Linked DNA regions of Homo sapiens: region 1 is linked to region 2. Evidence: read pairs that join two places in POLR2A ChIA-PET (ENCODE). Cell type or tissue: PC-9. All regions are shown on one strand. Each heading gives the region's core, and the rest is flanking DNA. Links, peaks and the distances in the headings are about the cores only. Region 1 has its middle 16 kb from the start of TMED3. Region 2 has its middle 23 kb from the start of CHRNB4.

Region 1 (6,285 bases), core at 127-2,626, 670 kb before region 2:
GGTAGTATGGTCCTTTTAACAATATTAATTTTTTGATCCATGAGCATGGGAATTTTTTCCAATTACTGTATCGTCTTCAATTTCTTTCATCAGTGATTTGCAGTTTTCCTTGTAGAGATTTTTCACATCCTTGGTTAAATTTATACCTAGGTATTTTATTTATTTTATAGATATTATAAATGGGATTGCCTTCTTGACTTCTTTTTCAGCTAGGTTGTAGTTTGTATATATAAATGTTACTGTGTTTTGTATGTTGATTTTGCATCCCGCAACTTTACTGAATTTGTCAATTTTAATAGTTTTCTGGTGGAGTCTTTAGGTTTTGCTAGGAATAAGACCATGTCATTTACAAACAAGGACAATTTGAATTGCTCCTTGAATGACCTTTATTTCTTTATCTTACCTAATTGCTCTGGCTAGGACTTCCAGTACTATGTTGAATAAGAGTGGTTAAGAGTGGGCATCCTTGTCCTGTTCCAGTTCTTAGAGAAAAAGCGTTCAGCTTTTCACTGTTCAATATGATGTTAGTTAAACCTTAGCTGTTTAGTCATTGCCTTTCTTGGGGTGTGGTGAGGCGAGGAGGTGGGGAATGACCACCGGGCATCTCTAAATAGCCATCCTGTTGCTGTCATTTTTAACATTCTACTTTTATATTTTTCATATATAGCATTTCTACTTGGTTCTTTTTATGACTTCTTGTTACAGCAAAATATTATTAAAATATTCTCTTGTAGAGTATATTTATCATGCTGCTTAAAAAAATTGTGGTCCACATGTGTCACACCAAGTGTCAGGTTCCAGCCCATGCTGAGGTCCAAGGGGAGTGGGTGGATGGGTGGCGGACAGCAGGAAGAACATTCGGGGGCTGTAGACAGGTGAAATATGGTTTTATTCAGCAGCTCTCTCATGCTGTCTGCTTTTATCTCCGCTACCTGCTCCGGCTCTGAGGCTCCTGCGGCTCCTGTGGCTCCCACACTTACAGCTGCATTCCCTGGCCTGCCAGGCCACCTCTGCCTTACAGGGTCAACAGCTTCACACTCTCTCCCTCTCTGGGCACAAGCTGTATGTGCAATGTCAGCAGGGCAGTTATACCTTTTACAAACAATAGTGGCTCTGAGCCAAGTACAAGCTTACACAAACAGGCTATTTAACAAGTGGAGTTATGCGCCTGTGTGCTAAACTTGCTGAGTCACTCTGGCCAGGATGTCTGCCTCTGCCTATTCCTGACCAAAGCACATCCATTTACCTTACAACATGTTCCAGTGATTCTGGTATAACGATATTTTGTATCCATTTGTTGTATCCCCTGCAGTCTAGCTGTTTGGGGCTGTGAGTCATGCTCCCATGAGGTCTGGTGATGTGTATTGAGAAGGGCTAAAGGCCAGGCCCTGGTTGTTGTCTCTTTAGAGAGTTTAAGGGAAGGAAGGGAACCCCTGGACAGAGAAAATCACAGAAGAAAATCCCCATTTGCTAATACTTGACAACTTCATTCAAAGTTCACTTTAAACTCTCAGAAACAACCACTTTGGAATAAAATGGTGGCCTTAGTTTTTAATCCACCACCCCTAGGTATTAAAAAGGGGAGGACAAGGAGGACTGGATTCCACCCAGACAGGGGCTTTGATCTACCTGCTATTGTCCCATAGGGCCAACAGCAACCTGGGCTGTGCCACTGAATTCATGGCAAAGGGGTCGGCTGTGGGTGCCTTAAGGCAACACATGGGAGAGGCAGGCACAGAATGGAAATGTTTTTCCTCCAACTTTGCTTCTCAGTGCTCTCCAGGGGCCTCTGCCCCCAGGCTACAGTGTCCTCCCACCCCTCTCCACAGACCCCTCTTCCAGTTTCTCACAGCTGTGTGTGTGAGAGAGTTCCTCAGATGCAGGCTTCTCTCTTGCTTCTGTGGTTTCTCCAGGCTTGATGTGGAGGATGGTCACCTTGCCAGGTCACTACCTGAAGGTGACATGGGGTCTTTGTAACTTATCCTTGCCCCCAACCCCATCCAACACATACACTTACTCCACTGTTCTGCAGCTTCCAGATGTCTGTCCACCAGGTGCAATGCAAACCCAGCCCATTTTGGGGGGCTGGCTGTGAGCATGGCTAAACCAAAGGTCGCGTCCCAGGTGCAGCCCACACAGGCTTTAGACCTGCTTAAGGCCCAGTTTTTTTGCATAGAAGTCAGGGGAATAGATAAATTTTAGTTAATATTTTAATTGCCTGAAAGATTACTTTATAAATTAAAGGAAAATGGGGTTTTTAATTTTTTTTTACAATTAAAAATGCAACTCAAATATATTTTCTTTTCGAAGGCAAGTGATACGAGAAGCCAGATTATCATCAAAAGACTGCTTGGTGATCCTAAGAGGATCAGCCGTGACTTTTTCTTCCTCCTATATCATACAACCCACTGGCTCCCTTGTGCTTCTTTCCTTTTGCGATGAATACAGTTACCAAGAAAGGTGACTTTTTTAAACCACTGTTGAATCAAAGTCCAAGAGAAAGTAACGTGCTTTGGCATTCACTAGAGAGCTTGAGCAGAAGCAGCTTCATTTTCTATGAAGAGCAGAACAGTCTCCAACACTTATATGTCATTTAGGAGTTGATAACTATATTATATTTACTTTTGTAGCTCTTAGAATTCTTACACAAGCCCCCAAACACATAGAAAAAGATATGGCCATTGGCTGAGTGCTGCCACCCTAACTAACCCCAAGGAAGCAACTATTTTCTATTTTATTTTAGAAGGCTTGTGATCAGATAAAATGAACCATCCCTCAAATGACTATAGCACATAACACTGAAACTCCAGGGAGAAGCAAATAAAAGCTGTCGAATTGCCAGTTCCAACAAGAAGTAGCAAGAATGTCTGACAATACTTTCTCATAGATAGATCTAGATGGTCAGACTCTCCCAGATACCATCACATCAAGTTTATTTAGTAGTGTTTTTTTGGGTGCGTGTGAGTAGAAAGAAGGAAATTAGTATTTGTCTCAGACCAGTATTGTGCTAGGCACATTCGCATACAGGATCAAACAGCAGGGCTGGAAGAAATATACTGAATACACAGGTCTCTGTGCTCGAACATTTGTACATTTAAAAGAACATCCAGCCTTTTCCCAGAATTTTCCAACCCAGGGGTGATTATATGTGTATTTGCAGTTTTGTTCTAATCATCCCTGTTTTCTAGAGTTTTAGTTCATTTAGGCTACTATGACAGAATACCACAGATTGGGTGACATATAAATAACAGAAATTTATTTCTCACAGTTCTGGAGACTGGGATGTCCAAGATTAAGGCATTGGCAGATTTAGTGTTTGGTGAGATCCCATTTCTGGTTCATAAATGGCTGTCTTCTCACTGCATCCTCACGTGGCAGAAGGGGCTAGGGACCCACTATAGTTTGGATGTTTGTCCTGCCAACCTCATATTAAAATTTGATACCAGTGTTGGAGATGGGGCCTAGTGGAAGGTGTTTGGGCCATGGGGGCAGATCCCTCATGGATGGCTTGATGCTGTCCTTGCTGTAGTGAGTGAGCTCTTACTCTATTAGTTCCCACAAGAGCTGGTTGCTAAACAAGGCCTGGCACCTCACCGCTCTCTCTTGCTACCTGTCTCACCCTGTGATCTCTGTACACTGGCTTCCCTTTGCCTTCTGCCATGAGTGGAAGCACCCTGAGGCCCTCACCAGATGCCCCCACCTGCAAAACAGTGAGCCAAATAAACCATTTTTTCTTTATAAGTTACTCAGACTTGGGTATTCCTTTATCGCAACACTAAGCAGACTAAAGAGGCCTTCCCTCAGGCCTCTTTTATAAGAGCACTAATCTCATTCAGGAGGGCTCCACCCACAGGACTCTGTCACTTCCCAAATGTCCCACCTCCTAATACCATCACCTTGTGGGGAAGAATTTCAACATATTAACTGGGGAGAAACAGAATATTCTGTCTATAGCACCTAGAATCTGCAACAAGTGATTGTTCCTTCCTTCTTCCCGCCCTCCTCCCTATTTTAAGTTGAGGAGAGTTTAAAGGAGGAAATATTTACAAAGGTTGGGCAGGGTTAAGGTAAAGCCCCAAGACTAGCAATAGCTAAAAGTTGTTCCCATCCCAGACATAAAGAGGCCAAGGGATGAGTCCTTATAGAACCAGAGAGAACATGGAACAGGTGGTCTTGCTATTAATTAAACTAGAAATCAGTGCCGCTCCCCAGGGGCTGTGACAGCTCAGGAGCCCCTTTTGAAGTTATAGGAAAAAATGGTTTTAATAAAATAAACTACGCATTTCTGGACACCCCTCCGGGCTATTTGATTCTAAGTTTCCTCTTTGAGCTATTTTTGCAACTTTGTGTTTTCTCCACATAGCATATCCTTTTGGATTACTGATTCTAGCCTGGTTCAGTGTCTTCGAGCTGTTTTACAACTCTGTATAAATGTGTCTGTTCTTTGAATTATCTTTTGAATCATTATGATGTTTGTCTGGTTCCTTCATTGATTAGTACATAAAATAAAACCTCTAACGTGCTATGATGGTTAATATGAGGTGTCAACTTGATTGGATTGAAAGATGCCTAGATAGCTAGTATTGTTTCTGGGTGTGTCTGTGAAGGTGCTGCTAGAGGAGATTAACATTTGACTCAATGGACTGGGAGAGGATGACCCACCTACCCTCAATGTGGGTGGGCACCATTCAATCGGCTGCCAGCAGCGCTAGAACAAAGCAAGTGGAAGAAGGTGGGATAAGATGGCTTGCTGAGTCTTCCGGCTTTCATCTTTCTCCCGTGCTGGATGTTTCCTGCCCTTGGACATCAGACTGCAGGTTCTTTGGCCTTTGGATTCTTGGACTTATACCAGTGGTCTGCTGGGGGCTCTTGGGCTTCTGGCCACAGACTGAAGGCTGCACTGTTGGCCTCCCTACATTTGAGGTTTTTGGACTCGGACTGAGCCTCTACTGGCTTCCTTGCTCCTCAGCTGGCAGAGGACCTATCGTGGGACTTCACCTTGTGATCGTGTGAGTCAATTCTCCTTAATAAACTCCCTTTCATATATACATATATCCTATTAGTTCTGTCCCTCTGGAGAACCCTAATACACGTGTTCATTTTATATAACACTTAATGATTTTATCCTTTTTTGGAAAATTATCTTTCAACAAAGAAAACATCACCTCCCCACTAAAGTCATCCTGTAGAGAATGCCCTGCAGTAAAGTTGTCTAGGCCTCGAGGATTAAAGCTTTCTTACCATACAAAGCCATTTTACTACCAGACAGTTGCATCGCAAGGGTTCAGAATCAGCACCACAAACCAACTCTTGGTCTTTGGAGCCAAGACCAGCTTGCCAGTGCAGATCCATAATTATTTTATGGGGGAATCTCATCGCAGAAGCTCTACTGTCTCTTAAAATCTATGGTATGGAGCAAGCCAACACCATTAGACCATTTCTGAAAATCTCTCATAATAATCCAGAACCTCAGTTAGAGTCAGAGGTCCTATGTCTTTTCCCTGGGAGATTCTGTTTCCTATGTGAGCTAGCAGATGTGCCTTCAAACTCCACCTGTCAGTTCCACCCAGGCCTCAAATTTAAAGGGATTTTACTGAAAACAGGGTGAATCCTAATTCTGTTTACCAATGCATAAGCCTGAAGTTCCTGGCCAGTAAAAATACTCCCTTCTGCTCATTTTACAGATGAGGAAATGAAGGTTCAGAGAGGTTCAGTACCTTACCCAAGATGGCACAAGTAGCACATAGCAGACCTGGATTCAAATCCAGAAAGGTCAGCCCCAACCCAGTCCTCTTTCTACTAAAATGCCAATGCTGACACCCTTTTCCACCATGCTGCCCAGATGTCAACGAGTCTCTCCAGAAAATCCAGATGCAAATAGCCTCTCCTATTTCTTTTGCTTAAATATCCCCTAAAAGAACTTGAGAAACTCTAAAGCCTCATACATTTTTAAAGCTGACATCTAAAATATTTCATCATGAATTTAAATAGTTACAAGGGAGATAATTTCTACCATATATTAAATATTACTTTTTAAAAAATTACATCACTATTTTAATTATATTCAGTGGATTCTAATTACTAAGACGATTTGATACCCATCATCATCCATAAATAAATGCTCAGAAATTTTCCATCTTTCCCCTTCCTTCTTAGAGTCATACTTCCATTTCATCTTTCTTATGGAACTGTATTACTCTGTTTGAAATTATATAGAGTACCCTATTGTATTTCTCTATAACAAAAAATCTTCAATTTCAAAATGTTTCATATGCTGTTTAACTG
Region 2 (10,876 bases), core at 5,023-7,522:
AACAAATTTAAAGACATTTGGGAAGAACTGGATTAATCAAAAATATACAAGTTTATTTACTGTGGGACTTCTCAGAGCCTTTAATATGCCAATGTAAATTGGGACTCCCCAGGAGAGGCATTGGGTGCTCTGGGTTCCCAAACCTATTTGGTTTGGAATGCTTTTTCAGGGCTGGTAGCAGGGGCTTACAAGTTAATGTTCCTCAGAGCATGCTTTCTGAGCCACTTCTGTAGCAGTTTATGAATCAACTCCCTCAGGGAACAGAGCCGACCATCCCCATCTCCTCCTCCTCCTCCTCCCCTCTCCCTCCCAGGCCAGCTCTGCTCCCTTTCATACCTCATCTACATCTCTGGGGGAGGGGAAGTGGGGACAACCCAATTTAACTGTAGGACCGCATTGTACCACACTTGGCACACTGAGTTTTGTTTCATTTTAGATTTATCAGTCTGTGGTAGACTTATTTCAAACATGGATCACCAAAATCAGGGACATGCTGTTCAATACGCCTCTTTATATATATATATATATTTTTTTGTTTGTTTGTTTGTTTTGAGATGGAGTCTTGCTCTGTCACCCAGGCTAGAGTGCAGTGGCACAATCTCAGCTCACTGCAACCTCCACCTCCCAGTTTCATGTGATTCTCCTGCCTCAGCCTCCCAAGTAGCTGGGATTACAGGCACCCACCATCATGCCTGGCTAAATTTTGTATTTTTAGCAGACACAGGGTTTCGCCATGTTGGCCAGGCTGGTCTCGAACTCCTGACCTTGTGATCTGCCCATCTCGGCCTTCCAGAGTGCCGGGATTACAGGGGTGAGCCACCGTGCCTGGCCCGGTTCTTTTCTCCTTAAGCTTCTACACAAATGGGTTCTGTGCACCTTTCTATCAGGCATGCGTACACCTCCAGCGCTTACAGACAAGGTCACAAAAACCATTCCCTAAAAAAGACATGGAGTTAGTTGGAGAGTGAACCCAAAAGGAGCTTCAGGACTCATACTGCACAATTCACTTGGCTTCTAGGGCAGGGTCAGTTTTGGGGAATCATAATCATACCCTCCCATGGTGATGTGACTCTATAGGCATCTGGATTGGGGACAAAGGCTAACCTGAGAGGGAGGCTGCTATGAAGGAATCCCGGTAACCAAAACTAGTAGAGGAGGGAGGGAGTAAGCCAGGAGGATGCAGAACTTAGCTCCTGCCTAGTGACAGGCACTGCTGCCTCCATGCTGAATGGCATGGGAACAGCTTAGCCAGAGGGGCTTAGATTCCTGCTGTACCCCAAGACGTGGATGTGGGCTGTGCAGATAGGAGCCACCAAACATGACTTGTTCTGCTCTGCCTCTCTTCAGGCCCTGGCCATTTAGTGTGTTAAGTATATCGGAGACTGTAAAGGACAGAAGAGGAACCTGCCCCAGACTGGACAATCACACAGGGCTGTCTGGAGGAGGCAATGCTGGAGCTCCTGCAGGGAGGTGGGTGGTGCGGAAATGGGAGTCCAGGAGAGTTACCCTGATGATTTCCCTCCACGTGCAAGGAAAAAACAAGAGTAGGGGCATAAGTATTCCTTCCTCCAGCAGACGGATTCAAGCCATCTAAGAATAGAAGGGGGAAAAGAGTGTTCCAGGCCAGGGGCCAGCATGAGCTAACATTAGGAGGCATCTAAGAGCACAGCTCACTGAGAAACTACAAAGAGATGAGGCTAGAGATACAGGCAGAGTCCAGCTCACGAAAGGCCTTGAATGTCATGGAAGATTTGATCCTGCTGGTTCTAAAGGTCAACTGAGGAGTTCAAACAGGGATCTACACTCAGATTCCTGCTTTTGGAAGGTCACCCTGGCTGTCGCAGCATGTGCTGGGGACGAAGGGGCTGGAGGTGGCAGAGCCACAATATCTCAGGTAGAAAAATGAGGCTGAGTTAGGGCAGCAGCTGTGGGAATGAATGGGATTCAAGATGGGGACTGAGAAGGCACATTTATATCCTCTCCTTCCATTCAACTGATGGACCAGTGTTTTAAACAGTCTAAGCCACAACAACAAACATGACAGGCTGAATGCGGTGGCTCACACCTGTAATCCCAGCACTTTGGGAGGCCGAGGTGAGCAGATCACCTGAGGTCAGGAGTTTGAGACCGGCCTGGCCAACATGGCGAAACCCCATCTCTACTAAAAATACAAAAATTAGCTGGGCATGGTGGTGTGTGCCTATAATCCCATCTACTCTGGAGGCTGAGGCAGAAGAATTGCTTGAACCCGGGAGGCGGAGGTTATAGTGAGCAGAGATTGCACCATTGCACTCCAGTCTGGGCGACACAGCAAGACTCTTCCTCAACCAAAAAAAAAAAAAAAAAAAAAAGAAAAAAAGAAACAAAGAGGATGGAAGAAAGTCGTTAGTCATTAGCAGACAAGTGATTTCATCTGGAAAATGAAAAGGAGTTAGAGACCTGTGGGGTAGATTAGAGGGGCTGGGGTGCAGCGGGGCTGAGCCATCTGCCTATGAGAACCTGAGGGAGCCTCCAGGCTCCAGCGCAGGTATCACAGAGGGCAAAGTGAAAATGGGGCTGGAACAGGCAGAATAAACGAAGATCCAGGTAGGGACAGTTAATGCCCTTTCCCCCAAGTCATGGGTTCAGCCAGGCACTTACCCCAAGGAAAAAAATCAGAGACTGTCTCTAAAGAGAACTGTGTATACTGCCTGGTGAGATAGGTGCTGCTAGTGTAGTGGTCGGCACCCTTGAGGAAGCCCCCTTATGGCGGCATTTAGGGGTCCATGAGTGTAATGACTGGTTCCCACTCTAAGCTCTGCCCGCGTGCACATAACCCCCTTTGGCCTGTGCACAAAGTTCCTTTAGATATGGAAGGACACCAGGTAGCCCCATATATTTTAGAAAAGCTTCCAAAGTGAAGGAGAAAGAGCCAAAGAAGTCCTTAGAGAACCTTCAGAGAATAAAAGATTAAAAAGAAATAAAGAAAACGTGTATTCTCAGGAAAGCTCAAGGAAATACAACTTAAAAAAAACACACCCAAGATATTAAAAAAAAAAGGAACAGAGAAACAATTATCTTTTTAAAGATTGTGGCAAATACATAATATAAAATTCACCATTTTAACCTTTTTTAAATGTACAGTTCCGTGGCTGTATTAGTCTGTTTTCACGCTGCTATAAAGATACTACCCGAAACTAGGTAATTTACAAAGGAAAGAGGTTAAATTGACTCACAGTTACACATGGCTGGGGAGGCCTCAGGAAACTTCAATCATGGCAGGAGAAGGGGAAGCAAGAACCTTCTTCACGTGAGGGCAGGAGAGAGTATGCGTCAGTGCAGGAAAAACTACCAGTTATAAAACCATCAGATCGGGTGAGAAGTCATTCACTATTAAGAGAACAGCATGGGGAAAACTGCCCCCATAGGGAAAACTGCCCCCATACTCCAGTCACTGCCCACCAGGTCTTTTCCTAAACACCTGGGGATTATAATTCAAGATGAGATTGAGTGGGGACACAAAGTCTAACCACATCAGTGGCATTAAGGATATTCACATTGTTCTAAAACCGTCATCAACAACCATCTCCAGAACACTTTTTTATCTTGCAAAACTGAAACTCTGTACCCATGAAGCAAAAATTCCCCATCCCTGGCTGGCCCCGATCCTGGCAACCACCATTCTACTTTCTGTCTCCATGAATTTGACTACTCTAAGTATCTCATATGAGTGAAATCATACAATAATTGTCCTTTGTTACTGGCTTACTTCACATGCATAATGTCTTCAAGGTTCACTAATGTAGCATGTGTCAGAATTACCTTCCTTTTTAAGGCTGAATAATAGTCCATTGTATGGATATACCAAATTTTGTTTATCCATTCATCTGTCTATGGACACTTGAGTTGTTTCCACCTTTTGGCTATTGTGAATAATGCTGCTGTGAACATGTGTGTGCAAACATAAAAGAAGTAACTTTTTGGCCAGGCACAGTGGCTCATGCCTGTACTCCCAGCACTTTGGGAGGCCGAGGTGAGCAGATCACCTGAGGTCAGGAGTTTGAGACCAGCCAGGCCAACATGGTGAAACCCCGTCTCTACCAAAAATGCAAAAATTAGCCAGATGCAGTGGTGTGCCTGTAATCCCAGCTACACGGGAGGCTGAGGCACAAGAACCGCTTGGACCTGGGAGGCAGAGGTTGCAGTGAGCTGAGATCACGCCACTGCACTCCAACCTAGGCGACAGAGTGAGACTCCATCTCAAAAAAGAAGTAACTTTTTACAATTAAAAATATGGTTACCAAAATAAAACTTGCTAGATGGCTTGGAAAATAAAATTGATGGAATGTCTAGAATGCAGACAAAACATAAAAAAGAAAAAAAAATACAAGAGGAGAAATAAAATACTTCAAGGACTGATTCAAGTTCAACCAACCAGTTGACACTCCAGAAAGAGAACAGAGAAAACAAAGGGCAAGGGGTTACCAAAGAAATAATAAAAGAAAATCTCCTAGAGCCATGGGTTAGCCGTGTTGAAGCCCAGCCATGTGTCATGCACCGTGTGGATACTGGAGCTACATACAACTGCCACATGGTGCTGAGAATCTTGGGAGAGAGAGACAGAAACAAAACACTTGCATAAATTAATGTGAAATTGTAGGTAGAATGCAGAGCGCAAAAGGAACCTATAAAAACTTAGGCCAAGGATAGCCTCCTGAGACAGGGACGTTCAAGTTCAGAAGTAACCAGGCAGGAGAGAATGGGAGAAGTTCTGGGCAAAGGGAACAGCATGTGCAAAGACTGTGTGGCCAGAGAGGGCATGATGAGTTTGAAGAGCTGAAAGAAGACCTGCGTGGCTGGAGCTAAGAAGAGGCTTCCTAGGTGGTGAGCAGGGGAGGAGGTGAGGGGTGGATCCAACCATGTCAGGCTTTGAGGGCCCAAGAGTGGTAAGAAGCCAGGTTTTAGAGACAAAAACAGGTCCCTAGGGAGACAGAAAATGCTTTCTATTCCTTCTGGACACCAAGAAACAAAGCACAAGTTAAATCCTCAGTAGCTACTCACTTCTCTAGTGCTGGATGGGACTTTCTGCTCCACTGCAAAGAGCTCAATCTGGCCCTGCCCTGTGCAGCACAAGGGGGCAAAGCTCCTTAGGCTAAATCACAGGTGCTTTGGTTTTTAAAACTTGACTGAAGGACTTGGGTGACTGATGGGTGAGCAAGAAGAAAGTTGTTTGGATTCATGGGTGCACATTTAGGCAGTTTCAATATTCCATGTGTGAGTGCGACTGTGATGCATATTGATGCATTCATTTTGCACATCTGATTATTTCTTCAGGATCTATTTCTAGAAATAAAAGTTCTGGTACAAACAGATGGGGCATTTTTAGGGCTTTGGCCCTACAGAACAGTTGTTCCAGTTTACAGCCCCAGCAGTGGATAAGTGTCTGTTTACTCAAACTCTTCCCTGTCCAGCTGTCATTATATCTTTTTTATCTCTGCCAATTCAGCAGGAAAAAGAGGTGTCTTGTGGTTTTAGTCCTCTCCTCCTCTTCCTCCTCCCTTTTTAAGACAGGGTCTCGCTTGGTCACCCAGGCAGGAATGCAGTGTCTCAATCATAGCTCACTGAAGCCTGGATTCAGGCAATCTTTCTGCCTCAGTCTCTGGAGTAGCTGGAACTACAGGTGTGCATCACCATGCCCAGCTAATTAAAAAAAATAAAAAAAACTTGAGAGTTTTTTGTTGTTGTTGTTGCAGTGGCTCATGCCTGTAATCCAAACCCTTTGAAAGGCTGAGGCAGGCAGCTTAAGTCCAGAACTTTAAGACCAGCACGAACCACATGGTGAATACACAAAATACAAAAATTAGCTGGTTGTGGTGATGTGCACCTGTAGTCCCAGCTACCTGGGAGGCTGAGGCAGAAGGATCGCTTGAGCCTGGGAGGCAGAGGTTTCAGTGAGCCATGATCGCGGCACTGCACTCTAGCCTGGGTGACAGAGTGAAACTGTCTCAAAAAAAAAAAAATTTTTTTTTTTTTTTTTGTAGGTATGGGGTTTCACTTTGCCGCCCAGGCTGGTGCTGGACTGCTAGCTCCAAGCAATCCTCATACCTCGGCCTCCCAAAGTGCTGGGATTACAGGCGTGAGTCACTGCGTTTGGCCACATTTCTTTTATTGTTCTCATGGTTACAGTTGTTTCATATATTTACTGGTCATTTCTACTTTTTTATTTTTTGAGATAGAGTCTTGCTCTGTCACCCAGGCTGGAGTGCAGTGGCGTGATCTCGGCTCACTGCAACCTCCGCCTCCCAGGTTCAAGAGATTGTCCTGCCTCAGCCTCCTGAGTAGCTGGGACTACAGGTGCCTGCCACCATGCCTGGCTAAGTTTTCTATTTTTAGTAGAGATGGGGTTTCACCATGTTGGCCAGGCTGGCCTTGAACTCCTGACCTCAGGTGGTCTGCCCACCTCAGCCCCCCAAAGTGCTGGGATTACAGGCATGAGCCACCACGCCCAGCCATATCTACTTATTTTTAAACTACATATTCATGCCCTGTGCCCATTCCTATTGGGAATATGTCTTTTTCCTATTGATTTGTACCGATATTAACTCCCTGTCTGACATACATTAAATTCTCCTGATTTATTTGCTTATTAATTTTATGACATTTTTATATCATAAATCTTTTTGCAGTCACGTTTCCAATCTTTCCTTTATGGTTTCTATTTCCATGTTAAACTTAGGATGGCCTCCCTCACGTTGACATTATATAAATGTTTTCTTCTATTTCATTCTATTTTCCTTGTTTATATTTAACTATTTGTCCCATTTGGAATTTATGTTAGCATGCGGTTTGAAGAAAGATCAAATCCTTAATTTTTTCAGCCATATTTATTTCCTCTCCATTTTGAAATGCCAAATGTGTCATTTGCTAAATATTTAAAGTATACGTGGGACTTCTGGGCTTTCTACTACATGACATTGGTATATCTTTTATAACTGTTATAGCCCCCTACATTCTTTTTTTCTTTCAGTATTTACTTGATTTTTCTCTCCATTTACCAGTGATTTTAAAGTGAATTTACCAAGTTCACTACCACCCTCCCTTCTAACAATTCCTTTAGGACCTTGACTGGAATTTATAAATTAACTTTAAGATAACTTCCCTTGCAATGATAATTGTCCCATCTCTTGGCTTCAACGCCCCACATTAGAGCATGTTTACAATGAGCCAAGGTCAAAGCGGTGCATCCAGCGGGTTCCTGTCCCTGCCGGGAAGCACAAGTTCCTCCCTGTCCCCTGCCCACCCTGCTGGCTCTGGCAGGCCTTGAAAGGCCCATTAGGAAGAGGCCATTCCTCCTTCTTCATTAACACCTGTGCCCTGGGGACCAGACCAGAAGTTCTAGGAAGAGGAAAGTCCTCTCCTCACCTCTCCCCACATACTATGCGCTCCCCTCAACAATGTGGGGAGCAGCTGCAGATTCACAGTGTCCTGCCCCCACCCCAGCATAAGCACCTAGAGCTGGAGTCACTGGGGCTTCAGGGGGAGGGAGGGACTTGCCTGCCACATCCTGGGGTCCTGACTGGGTGGGCTTTCCTGGGAGACCAAGAACACAGATGTTCTGATGTTCTTTCTTTATCATATTGATGAGGGAGGAGGGTGGGTGTTGAGAAGTTAAATGACAATTTACGAGAGTCAGTTACAAGTGAGGATGAGCACAGCTGTCCCAACTGCAACCTCCTGTTTCTCTCCTCTGCCTACCCCACCCCACTCCCACCTCCACGGCCCTCTATAAACTGTGGCAGGTGGACCTTGGTAACAACATCACCCGGGGCTTGTTAGAAATTAGAAACCTGGCTTTCCGGAACTGGCCGAGCAGGAGGCGCCATCATGGGAGTTGACATCCGCCCCAACAAGGACCAAAAAACGTTCCGCGCAAGGAGCCCAAGAGCCGGGATATCTACCTGAGGCTGTTGGTCAAGCTGTACAGCTTTCTGGCCAGACAAATCAACTCCATATTCAACCAGGTTGTACTGAAGAGGCTGTTTATGAGTCGCACCAACCGGTCACTCTGTTGCTCAGATGATCCGGAAGATGAAGCTTCCTGGCCGGGAAAACAAAATGGCCGTGGTCTTGGGGACCATAATGGATGATGTGCGGGTTCAGGAGGTTCTCAACCTGAAGGTGTGTGCACTGTGTGTGACCAGCCGGGCTGCCGCCGCATCCTCAGGGCGGGGCAGGGGGCAAGATCCTCACTTTTGACCAGCTGGCCCTGGACTCCCCCAAGGGCAGCAGCACCATTCCGCTCTTTGGTTCTCTCAAGGGCCAAGAGGTGTACCGGCATTTCGGCAAGGCCCCAGGAACGCCGCACAGCCACACCAAAGCCTACGTCCGCTCCAAGGGCCGGAAGTTCAAGCGCGCCAGAGGTCAAAGGGCCAGCCGAGACTACAAAAACTAACCCTGGCGCCTACCCTCTTATTAAAAAGATTTTGGAAGAAGAGAGAAAGAGAGGAAAGAAAGAAATGTGGACCCCACCCTTGTCCTGCTGAGTCAGAAACTGCGTTTCAATCAAATCCCCAGGCAATTGTGTGCACGTGAAAGTTTGAGAAGCCAGGATCCCAAGACTCACCTGAGCTGGATGGAGCTCACAGCAACCGCTGAGATAATTACCCACCCTAGCCCCGCCTCTCTTGGGACAAGCCTGACCTCGGGAGTAGGGCCTGGGCCCAGGCCAGGGCAAAGCTGAAAAGTGAAAGAACCAAAGCTTCTCTCAGACACCAGGTGCATCAGAAACCAGCCTATTTCCTGCATCGAAGGCTGTGTGGAGTGATGGACAAGCATGAGGTCAGTGTGACACACACTTGGGTTCCAGTCGTCGCACTGACCCTTACAGGGACTGTGACGTGGGGCCCTCTATGAGCCTCTGCCGACTTACCTGTCAAATGGCAAGAACTACACCACCTCACAGACCTGATGGGAAAGCAGAGGTAAGTTTATCAAATGTCCAGAAGAGTGCCACGTCATAGTAGGTTTTTACTAGAAAGGAGAATATTGATGCAGGGCAGGTGAGCCCCAGAATCGGGGCTTAGCCCAGGAGGGTTTTTGGCTTCTCCCAGGAAACAATTTAAGGGTGAGCCAGTGCTGTTAGCAACTTTTATTGAAGCTGCAGTGTACTGCAACAGCAGAGGGACTGCTCCTTGTGGGACAGGGCTACCCCATAGGCAGTGTGCCCAGAGTAGCAGCTCACAGGCAGTTTTGTAGTCATATTTATATTCACTTTTTTTTTTTTTTTAAGACGGAGTCTTGCTCTGTTGCTCAGGCTGGAGTGCAGTGGCGTGATCTCGACTCACTACAGCTTCTGCCTTCCAGGTTCAAGCAATTTTTCTGCCTTAGCCTCCTGAGTAGCTGGGATTACAGGTGCACACCAACACGCCTGGCTAATTTTTGTATTATTAGTAGAGAAGGGGTTTCACCATGTTGGCCAGGCTGGTCTTGAACTCCTGGCCTCAAGTGATCCACCTGCCTCACCCTCCCAAACTGCTGGGATTACAGGCATGAGCCACCGCACCCATCATCATCTCTAGCTTGGACTCCTGTGAGCCTCCTCACTGGTTCCCTGCTCCCACATTGAACCCCTAGACTCTTGTCTTCATCCAGCAGCTAAAACAAGCCAATTAAAGCAATCATGTCACATCACTCCCTGCTTAAAACTCTCCAGAAGAAACTAAACCCTTTTCCTAATTTGAAGACCTTAAATGATGATTCCTGCCTCACTATCTCTGTCTAACCATATTTTAGGCTGTTCTCCTTGTTCACACAACATCAGCCTCACATGCCAAGACTGTCCCTCTGTGACTTTGCCATCTCCTACTCTGTCTGCCTATAATATTCTTCTCCCAGAGTAGGGTTGGTTCCTTCTGGTCATTCAGGTCTCAAATGTCACCTCCTCAGAGAGCTAGGGTACCCCTTCTCTGTCACCCTGCAGCACATCACTCTGTTTTGTTTTCTCTAGAGCCTTCACCACCACAAGCAGCAGTTATCCTGTATGTTTCTTTTTCTTTCTTTCTTTTTGAGACACGGTCTTTCTCTGTTGCCCAGGCTGGAGTGCAGTGGCGTGACCTCAGCTCACCTCTGCCTCCCAGTCTCAAGTGATCCTCCCACCTCAGCCTCCTGAGTAGCTGGGACTACAGGCATGAACCATCATACCCAGCTAGCGTTTGTTTGTTTGTTTTGGAAGAGATGGGGTTTAACCATGTTGCCCAGGCTGGTCTCAAACTCCTGGGCTGAAATGACCCACCTGCTTCAGGCTCCCAAAGTGCTGGGACTCCAGGCATGAGCCACCCTCACCTGGCCCTATTTCTTTACTTGGTCATTGTCTCCCCATCTTACACCCCCACCACCCATAGAATGAGGGAGAATAAGGATTTTGTTTTGTCCACTACTGTATCCCTAGGACTTAGAACAGTGACTGGGACATAGTACATGCTCAGTTAATGTATGTGAATAAAGTAATAAAGATGCTTACTCTTCACCCTCCTTTCTGCTGCCTTCCTGCTGAACTGTGTGCAGCAGCTGGCCTATATACCACATCAGCCCAGAGCAGTGTTTATAACAGAGGTTTTCAGGCATCTCCTCTCCTTCAGATGCATGAATTAGAATTTCTGGGGGAGGGTCTTGGGAATTTTTATTTGGAGGCCACTGCTTTAGATAACCAAGAATTGGTTCAGGTCAGGGCCTAGCAGAAAGGCTTTTTTTTCCCCCTCTTCAAAATCTTGTAGCTGTGCTTTCAAGAGGACATTGATAGCTTCATCCTGGTATGCAGGAAGCACTTAAGAACTATTAGTTGGAAAGAAGATGAAATGAAATCTGTACTTAGTTATTACAACTTTCTTTTTTCTTTTTT

What was found. ChIA-PET counts read pairs that join two places held together with the same protein. Peaks named below come from ENCODE experiments on the same cell type or tissue, not always from the same donor. Only the 100,000 strongest peaks of a DNase experiment are listed, where the experiment ranks them.
Region 1: POLR2A ChIA-PET joins it to region 2 with 18 read pairs; 1 of 35 experiments calls an interaction of 5 or more read pairs at or near these places.

What each region holds. Positions count from the first base shown.
Region 1 is chr15:79,324,323-79,330,607 of GRCh38, reverse strand. It overlaps a transcript of TMED3 not described here. Among named protein-coding and RNA genes, the nearest start is that of TMED3, 16 kb to the right of the region's middle. RefSeq lists enhancers at 445-1,384, 678-1,877, 1,385-2,325. In PC-9, for the core only: no CTCF peak of the experiment used is centred there; a DNase peak (open chromatin) is centred at 1,197; H3K27ac peaks cover 1,484 bases.
Region 2 is chr15:78,658,596-78,669,471 of GRCh38, reverse strand. It overlaps a transcript of CHRNB4 not described here and the pseudogene RPL18P11. Among named protein-coding and RNA genes, the nearest start is that of CHRNB4, 23 kb to the right of the region's middle. RefSeq lists an enhancer at 7,931-9,130. In PC-9, for the core only: no CTCF peak of the experiment used is centred there; a DNase peak (open chromatin) is centred at 6,101; H3K27ac peaks cover 1,006 bases.